3 separate regions of the Homo sapiens genome follow, and regions 2 and 3 are each linked to region 1. Evidence: read pairs that join two places in POLR2A ChIA-PET (ENCODE). Cell type or tissue: GM12878. All regions are shown on one strand. Each heading gives the region's core, and the rest is flanking DNA. Links, peaks and the distances in the headings are about the cores only.

Region 1 (3,070 bases), core at 249-2,748:
TCCTTGTCTCAAGGCATCCTCCCTCCTTGTCTTTCCAAATTGCTAAGATCATGGGAGTGAGCCACCATTCCTGGCTTATGTGCAAATTTTTGTGTGGACATTGCCATTATTTGGATAAGGTTTGTCCTCACCAAAACTTATGTTGAAGTTTGGTTCTCATTGCAGCAGTGTTGGGAATTGGGGCCTACTGGGAGGTGTTCCATCATGGGGCCAGTCCCTCATGAATAGATAATGCCATCTTGTGAGAGTGAGTTCTCACTCTTCTGGGACTGGATTAGTTACCCAAAAAGTGGGTTCTTATAAACAAGCTTGGTCCAACTCACAGCCCGTGGGTCACATGTGACCCAGGATGGCTTTGAATGTGGCCCAACACACATTCATAAACTTTCTTAAAACATTATGAGACTATTGTGCAATTTTTTTTGTTTGTTTTAAGGTTATTAGCTATCATTAGTGTTAGTGTACTTTATGTGTGGTCCAAGACAATTCTTCTTCCAGTGTGGCCCAGGGAAGCCAAAGGATTGGACACTACTGTTAGAAAGCAGGTTTACTCCCTCATGTTTATTTCATGTTTCCTCTCTCTTTTTTTTCCCCCCTTTCAGACAGTCTCTCTCTCACCCAGACTGGAGTGCAGTGGCATGATCTTGGCTCACTGCAGCCTCCGCCTCCCGGTTCAAGTTATCTGCCTCAGTCTCCTGAGTAGCTGGGAGTACAGGCACATGCCACCATCCCAGGCTAATTTTTTGTATTTTTAGTAGAGATGGGGTTTCACAATGTTAGCTAGGCTGGTCTTGAGCTCTTGACCTCAAGTGGTCCGCCAGCATCACCCTCCCAAATTGCTGGGATTACAGGCGTGAACCACCATGCCTGGTCATGTTTGTTTAATTTCTTTGTCAGATTATTCATTCCAAGTGTATAGAAATAGGATTTTTAAAAAACATATTTTAATTAATTTTTTTTTCTCAATAGAGATAGGGTCTTCCTGTGTTGCCCAGGCTGATCTCGAACTCATGGGCCTGAAGTAATTCCCCTCACCTCATCCCCTCACAGTGCTGGTTTTACAGATGTGAGCCACCACTTCCAGCCTATAGTAGTCCTTTATGATCAGTTTTATTTATTTCTCTTTTTCCCAAGACACAAGTCTTGCTGCAACGCCCAGGCTGGAGTGCAGTGGTGCAATCTTGGCTCACTGCAATCCACACCTCCTGGGTTGAAGCGATTCTCCTGCCTCAGCCTCCCAAGTAGCTAGGATTACAGGTGCCCGCCACGCCTGACTGATTTTTTGTATTTTTAGTAGAGACAGGGTTTCACCATATTGCCCAGGCTGGTCTCGAACTCCTGACCTCAAGTGATCCGCTTGTCTTGGCCTCCCAAAGTTCTGGGATTACAGGCATGAGCCACCACGCCTGGCCAATGGGTTTTATTTCTGTAAGGTAATTAGTAACATGTCTATTTTCATTCTGAATGTAGTAATTTGGTCTTTTTTTCTTGGTCAGTCTAGCTGAAAAGTCGTCAGTTTTGTTGATGTTTTCAAAGAACCAGCTTTTTGTTTCCCTTTCTCTAGCTGCCATCATGTTCTTCTGGGTGGTAATATTTTTGGCAACTGATATAGGAAGGCGATGCCCACTTCTGCTTCTCTGCCACTGTCTGCTTTTTCCCACCACCCGTTTCTCATCGTGCCTGTAGGGGAATTTCCCTATACTTACTGTTGATTTTCCTCTAAACTCTCACTGCTCCTGCCATAATTAATTCCATCTGCCTTTTTCCCACATATGTACGCTTGTCTGCTTGAATCTCTTTTCCTTTCCTTTTTTTTTCTTTCTTTTTTTTTTTTTATTGAGATGAAGTCTCACTCCATCACCCAGGTTTGAGTGCAGTGATGTGATCTCAGCTCACTGTAACCTCTGCCTCCTGGGTTCAAGCGATTCTCCTGCCTCAACCTCCCAAGTATATGGGATTACAGACACCTGCCACCATGCCCAGCTAATTTTTGTGTTTTTAGTAGAGACGAGGTTTCGCCTTGTTGGCCAGGCTGGTCTCGAACTCCTGACCTCAAGTGATCCCCCCCTCCCTCCACGGCCTCCCAAAGTGCTAGGATTACAGGCGTGAGCCACTGCGCCTGTCCTGCTTTTTTTTCTTTCAACTCTTAATCCGTTTAACCTTAGAAAAACTGCTGTGTTTTATTTTATTTTTGAGCAAAAACACCTTACATAATGTTTGATCATTTTAAGCATAAGGCAAACGATTTACCTTTATGAAGGAAAAGGAAAGCCAGAGTACTTGACATTCAGTTAATGGATTAAGAGATCTATTAAGTTGCTAGATGCTCCCATCTAAATTTTCTACTGTAGTCTTCATCTAACTAAATTGTGACAAAGTAGGCTTTTTGAGTTTGCCTGGGAACATAATCACTTAGTAGTTATAACTAATACAGTACAGTTTTTATAGTATAATGTGTGTATTTCAGTAGTCATTTGGGGAAGCATTCCTCCTACTATACTATATGTAACATATAGGTAAGAGTACTAAGCAGTGAGTGACTAGCTACATTGCCTGCATTTAATTTTTTTTTTTTTTTTTTTTTTTGAGGCAGTCTCGCTCTGTCGCCCAGGCTGGAGTGCAATGGCGTGATCTCTGCTCACTGCAAGCTCCACTTCCCGGGTTCATGCCATTCTCCTGCCTCAGCCTCCCTAGTAGCTGGAACTATAGGCGCCTGCCACCACGCCTGGCTAATTTTTTGTATTTTTAGTAGAGACGGGGGTTTCACCATGTTAGCCAGGATGGTCTCGATCTCCTGACCTCATGATCCGCCCACCTTGGCCTTCCAAAGTGCTGGGATTACAGGTGTGAGCCACTGCACCCGGCCGCCTGCATTTAGATTTTTATGCCCTTGGACAACTTATTTGGCCTGTTTCCTCATCTGTTAAACGGGGGTATTAATAATAATGCTTCTCATAGATATCATTGTATTACATAAGTTAATAGTGTATTCAAATTATTTGAAATGTACCTGACGCATAGCAGGAACACAATACATGTTAGCAGCTATTAGTACTATTGCAAGTGGTTC
Region 2 (3,070 bases), core at 211-2,710, 220 kb after region 1:
CAAGATCACACCACTGCACTCCAGCCTGGGCTACGAAGCAAGACTCTGTCACCAAAAAAAAAAAAAAAAAAAAGAGGGAAGAAGCTATAGAAGTTAGCAATTTTCAAATCAACTATTTTATTAAGATATACATGAAGCATGCAAAATAGCACATAACGTTGAAGCTAATTTGAATGAGATAAAAAAAACATTATTGTCAACAACCAACAGTGAAGAACTCAAAGCGGTTCTAATGTATTTCCAAGGCCATCTCTCAGTGAAATGATATTGTCATTGTTACCATCATCACTGTAAAAATTCTTTCAAATAATGACTAGGTTCTAGTATATGCTATCTCAAATGTTAGTGAACAAAACCTAAGTCCCTGCCCACTTGGAGCTTACATTCTAGTGGGAAAAACTAAACACTGGAAGATTTTATCATTTAAGGACTAAATACAAAGTATATTGTTGTTTAACCTTTTTAAAACTTACTAGCTATGAACAAGTTAATTAACTACTTTGTACTCCAGTTTCATCCTCTGTCAACTAAGGATAAGATAGTTCCTCATAGGGTTCGCTGGTGAATTTAACGAATAAAGTATATAGAACAATGCCTGCCACACAGTAAATGCTAAATTTATCATTGTAATATGCTGACTCTTGATAATGATGTTGGGGCAGAAAATTTTAACCCAAAGCAAATACTGTATTTTTTAAAGAGAATAATTAACAATATTAGCCTCACTTCTATTTATTTTTTAAAAAATGCTCTAAAATAAAATTTAAATCCAAATCTCAAATAAGACAAATATAATTCTAAATGCCCCCTAAAGTTACAAGTAATTCTTATTGATATAAAAAAATTATTATTTGTTTCCTAGTCAAGCCACAACTGTTTTAGGAGCCCTGCTCATCATTGTCATGCATATGTAAAAGTGAAATTTAGTTCTTCCTAATTTAGTTGGAAATAATACTTTAAAAGCTTAACAGTTGCCATTATTTTCTCATAATTTAATATAAATGACTTATCTTTCCCCTATTATTCAAAGGCCTAAGAAATACACTCGATTTCTACCTTCTAGGCAGTTAAATTTTTTTTTTATTTTTTTGAGATGGAGTCTTGCTGTGTTGCCCAGCTCACTGCAACCTCTGACTCCTGGGTTCAAGGAATTCTCCTGCCTCAGCCTCCCAAGTAGCTGGGATTACAGGCGCCCGCCACCACGCCTGGCTAATTTTTTTGTATTTGTACTAGAGACAAGGTTTCATCATGTTGGCCAGGGTGGTCTCAAACTCCTGACCTCTGGTGATCCACCTGCCTCGGCTTCCCAAAGTGCTGGGATTACAGGTGTGAGCCACCGTGTTTTCTGAAGCTTATGGCACATAACAGTCCCAAAGCAGAAGTGACATGAAAACAAAGGGATTGGGAGAATAATGAAAAACTGAGGCCATGGAGACACATGTATGATCCTTACTAAAAACAAGTTCTAGACGAGCAGTATCCAATACAATATAATGTAAGCCACTATGTAAATTTAAAATTTTCTGATATCCACATTGAAAAGAGTACAAGATGGCCGGGCGCCGTGGCTCATGCCTGTAATCCCAGCACTTTGGGAGGCTGAGGCAGGCGGATCACCTGACGTCAGGAGTTCGAGACCAGCTGAGGCAGGAGAATCGCTTGAACCCGGGAGGCAGAGGTTGCAGTGAGTTGAGATCGTGCCACTGCACTCTAGCCTGGGCGACAAAGCAAGACTCTGTCTTGAAAATAAAAGATAAAAATAGTACAAGAGACTGGACATAGTGGCACACTCCTGTAAATCCCAGCTACTTGAAATTCTAAGGCAGGAGAACTGCTTGAACCCGAGAGGCGGAGGTTGCAGTGAGCAGAGATCACGCCACTGCACTCCACCGGACAACAGAGTGAGACTCTGTCTCAAAAAAAAAAAAAAAAAAAGAAGCTATAGCAGCTAGCAATTATTATTATTATTATTTTTTGAGACGGAGTCTCACTCTGTTGCCCAGGCTGGAGTGCAGTGGCGCAATCTCAGCTCACTGCAAACTCCACCTCTTGGGGGTTCAAGCGATCCTTCTGCCTTAGCCTCCTGAGTAGCTGCAATTATAGGCGCCCACCACCATGCCCGGCTAATTGCTGAATTTTTGGTAGAGATGGGGTTTCACCATGTTGGCCAGGCTGGTCTTGAACTCCTGACCTCAAGATCTACCAGCCTCAGCCTCCCAAAGTGCTGGGATTACAGGCTAAGCCACCACACCAGGCTGCAGCTAGCATTTTTTAAATCACACCTGTAATCCCAACACTTTGTGGGGCAAAGGAGGGAGGATCACTTGAGCCCAGGAGCTTAAGACCCGCCTGGGCCATATAGTGAAACTCCCATCTCTACAGCGTGGAAAAAAAACAAAAAAAACAAAAAACGTGTGTCTGTAATCCCAGCTATTCAGGAAGTTGAAGTGGGAGAATCACTTGAGCCCAAGAGGTCAAGGGTGCAGTAAGCTATGACTGTGCCACTACACACCAGCCTGTGTGACAGAGTGAGACTCCATCTCTTAAAAAAAAAAGTTAAGTTCTGGACTTCTGTCAAACTTTACTCAATCTACAATGAAGAGTAATTCAAGTCTGAATTTATCAATTCCATGAATATTTACTAAGTACTTGCTATTTGCAAGGCATTATAACAGATATTGGTAGTATAATGATCAACTAGAAATTTTCTCTAACCTGTATCAATAGTTATTTCATTCTAAGGTACTGAAGAACTAATTATATAATTTTTAAATGAAGTACAGGATACTATGAAGAACATTTAGCAGACAGAAAATCTAGAAAGTAAGAGGAAGCTTCCTTGAGGAAATTAGTTTTAAAAGACTTAACTTTAGGAAAAGCCAGCACTTAAGGCAGAGCGTACACGCTGTGCAAAATGGAGGCAAACGAGGACTTGACAGGTTTAGGAATTGAAATGCCGCCAATGTGACTACAATACAAAGAATGAAAATGATGAAATGAGGCAGGAGAAGCAGTCAAAAGCCAGATTATTCAGGGTCATGAAGAATAATAAAAATTTGAAGTGTTGTAA
Region 3 (3,070 bases), core at 211-2,710, 680 kb before region 1:
TTGCCTCTAGTGAAATCCTATTTGCAGAGCAAAGAGAAATCCAATAACAAGTTAGCCCTTCCCATTTGGTGCAAACAGTAGTTTGGCCCAGGGACCTCCTTTGCTTTTTGCTCCACATTGTGGGCTCCAGCATCTACCTCAAGGTATATGTCAGTTTGCCAATGAGTAAACAGAAACTGCCAGCTCATATGATACGGACAAGCCCAGCCTGAAACCTAGGAGTCACTTCTCCGGTGGGAACTGCAGGAGGCACACAGACCCTGAAATTAAATGGTAACACCCATGTTCTCATACACCCTGGTCATGTATGAAAGGTCTTGCCCTTTCTCCATTGGCTAGAGCTAGTCACGGAAGGGTGGATACGTCTGCAGAATCTGCTTATCTGCTCCCCTGCTTCCACCTTTGTCCTCACCGCTCTCCCCGCACACTCCTTTCTTAACCCAGTATCCAGAGTGACTCTTTTATTTTTTGAGATGGAGTCTCACTCTGTCACCCAGGCTGGAGTGCAGTGGCACGATCTCAGCTCACTGCAACCTCTGCCTTCCAGGCTCCAGTGATTCTCCTGCCTCAGCCTCCTGAGTAGCTAGGATTACAGACATGCACCACCATGCCTGGCTAATTTTTGTGTTTTTAGTAGAGATGGAGTTTCACCATGTTGGCCAGGCTGGTCTCGAACTCCTGGCCTCAAGCGAGCTGCCTACCTTGGCCTCCTAAAGTGCTGGGATTGCAGGTGTGAGCTACCTCACCTGGCCAGAGTGACTTTTTTAAAACAGAAGTCAGCTCGTGTCAGTCCCCTGCCGAAAACTTTCTAGAGCTTCTCTATCTCACTCAAAAGCCAGTGAATGACTTTATTTCTAGTCCCATCACCTCTTTAACCTCGCCTGCTACCACACACATCCTTACTTCCTCTGCTTTAACCACACTCCTTTTCTTGATGGGGTGTGCCCAGCACATTCATACCACAGGGCCTTTGCACTGGCTGCCCCGATGCCTGAACCATCATCCCCAGACATCTCCATGCTTCACTCCTTCACCTCCTTCAAGTCTTTGCTCTGCCTCCTCCAGGTTAAAACAGCAATTCCTCCTTCCTGCCCGCATCCTCTGTCTCACTACCCTGCTTTCTCTCTGGTATTTATCGCTTTGTAGCATACTATGTAATTGTGTGACCTATTATCTGTCTCTCCCTGACTAGAATGTCTACTTCATTCATTGGTGTATCCCAAGCACATTAGAGGAGCGTCTGCCACAGAGTAGGTGCTCCATAAATACTTGTTGAATAAATGAATAAGACACACAGGCTTTTACACATTTCAAGCGTGACTGAATGCGTTTTACTCGAAATACAACCACGAACATACCTTTCTGAATGAGCATGGGTTTTCTCCCAGACCTCTCCCAGGAGGCTGCCATGTTTTCTGTGGTTTATTTTCTCTGCCACCACAAGTCCTTGATGGAGGCTGATGACTAAGTAACGTGCAAGGCAGGGCCAAATGTGGGGATGTCGCAATCGTTTCAGCACTTCCCCATTTCAGAGCTTCCCTGTTTCCAAATCAAAGCCTCCTCTTTGGCAATCTTTTTGTGATTTACATCTAAATGTGTAGCCCTCTGTTTGAACCATTTTGTGAATCGCATGCCCTACAGATAATTACACTTGACTGACTTATGTTACTATATTGTTTATCACCTTTTCTACTGTCATTTAATTATAATTAATGATTTTCTGAAAGTAACTGTCAAGACAAATTTTCTTAACTATCTCTTTTCACCTTTGAGGTTTCCACAAGTGCCAATTGCTGCTACAGGATTCCATTTAGATTGTTCTCAGCTGCAGAGCTCAATTAGGTATTTTTGTCTTGACCTGGCATGAAACGGAAGTGCTAGAGTCATTGTTTGAGTCTTTAATTTTTCCCCAGAACCTTTGTACAAATACTTGATCTTGCCTTTACAAAGTGGCAAAACAATTCTCTGATCTGTCATGTTTGTTTGCTAGCCCTGGCTTCGTTCTCTCCTTTGGACAATTACCTAGGTTTGGCAAAATTGCTTTTCGTGGCCTTTGGAGGCACAGTTCCCTCTCTGCGTTCATTTGCCTTGTTTAGATCCATAATTCACTGAAAAAGGCTTCCTCAGTTGCTGTTAGAATCCTGTGGCTACTAGGCTTGGGGACCCTAAAACCATCTTGAAGGTAGTACAGACTCCAGGAAGGTTCTTTGCAGTAAAAAAAAGGCAATAGTACATAAAGTCTGCTGAGGGTAGATGAAGAGCCTGGATTTAGTTATTTCTGACTATTGTCAGTCATGGTTTGTGGCTGATTTAGAATTATTTGGATTTTGGGTTTTTTTTTTTTGTTTGTTTCCTTCTAAATTGATTTGGAAGACATCATCACAATTTGTTGAGGAGTTCAAAAAATACACAGACAAATTATGCCTAATAAACAAAGAGCTAATGTTCATAGTTCTTTCTGCAAATCATCTTATTTCTTATCATATGCACTGAATGGGACATTAGAAATGAATAGGGGGGCCGGGTGCAGTGGCTCACGCCTGTAATCCCAGCACTTTGGGAGACTGAGGTGGGTGGATTGCTTGAGCCCAGGAGTTAAAAAGCAGCCTGGGCAACATGGCGAAAACCCTTCTCTATTAAAAAAAATTTTTTAAAGAAAAGAAAAAATGAATAGCATATAAATGTTAAATTAGACTTGTCTTTGGTAATATACTATATAGAGGGAGCTGGTGGTAATTATTTACTAAAATATAGAACCAGTAAATATGAATTAAATGGGTTTATAAACTAGACACATTGAAAGGACTTATTTTTCTTGCCCAGATACAGACTTTTTGTTTTTTTTTGAGATGGAGTCTTGCTGTTATCGCCCAGGCTGGAGTGCCATGGCATGATCTCGGCTCACTGCAACCTCCACCTCCCAGGCTCAAGCCATTCTCCTGCCTCAGCCTCCTGGCTAGCTGGGATTACAGGCGCCTGCCACCATGCCTGGCTAATTTTTGTATTTTTAGTAGAAACGGGTTTCACCATGTTGGCCAGGCTGGTCTCGAACTCCTGACCTCGTGATCCG

The links. Peaks named below come from ENCODE experiments on the same cell type or tissue, not always from the same donor. Only the 100,000 strongest peaks of a DNase experiment are listed, where the experiment ranks them.
Region 2: POLR2A ChIA-PET joins it to region 1 with 7 read pairs; 6 of 35 experiments call an interaction of 5 or more read pairs at or near these places.
Region 3: POLR2A ChIA-PET joins it to region 1 with 6 read pairs; 1 of 35 experiments calls an interaction of 5 or more read pairs at or near these places.

Annotation. Positions count from the first base shown.
Region 1 is chr4:39,944,975-39,948,044 of GRCh38, reverse strand. The region is part of intron 2 of PDS5A (PDS5 cohesin associated factor A); the gene reads left to right. Among named protein-coding and RNA genes, the nearest start is that of PDS5A, 31 kb to the left of the region's middle. In GM12878, for the core only: no CTCF peak of the experiment used is centred there; a DNase peak (open chromatin) is centred at 1,584; H3K4me3 peaks cover 776 bases; H3K27ac peaks cover 2,260 bases.
Region 2 is chr4:39,729,676-39,732,745 of GRCh38, reverse strand. All of the region lies in intron 1 of UBE2K (ubiquitin conjugating enzyme E2 K), which reads right to left. Among named protein-coding and RNA genes, the nearest start is that of UBE2K, 33 kb to the right of the region's middle. In GM12878, for the core only: no CTCF peak of the experiment used is centred there; no DNase peak of the experiment used is centred there.
Region 3 is chr4:40,620,282-40,623,351 of GRCh38, reverse strand. The region is part of intron 1 of RBM47 (RNA binding motif protein 47); the gene reads left to right. Among named protein-coding and RNA genes, the nearest start is that of RBM47, 8.0 kb to the left of the region's middle. RefSeq lists a silencer at 1,224-1,303. In GM12878, for the core only: a CTCF peak has its summit at 259; DNase peaks (open chromatin) are centred at 231, 901, 1,441 and 1,841; H3K4me3 peaks cover 1,854 bases; H3K27ac peaks cover 2,470 bases.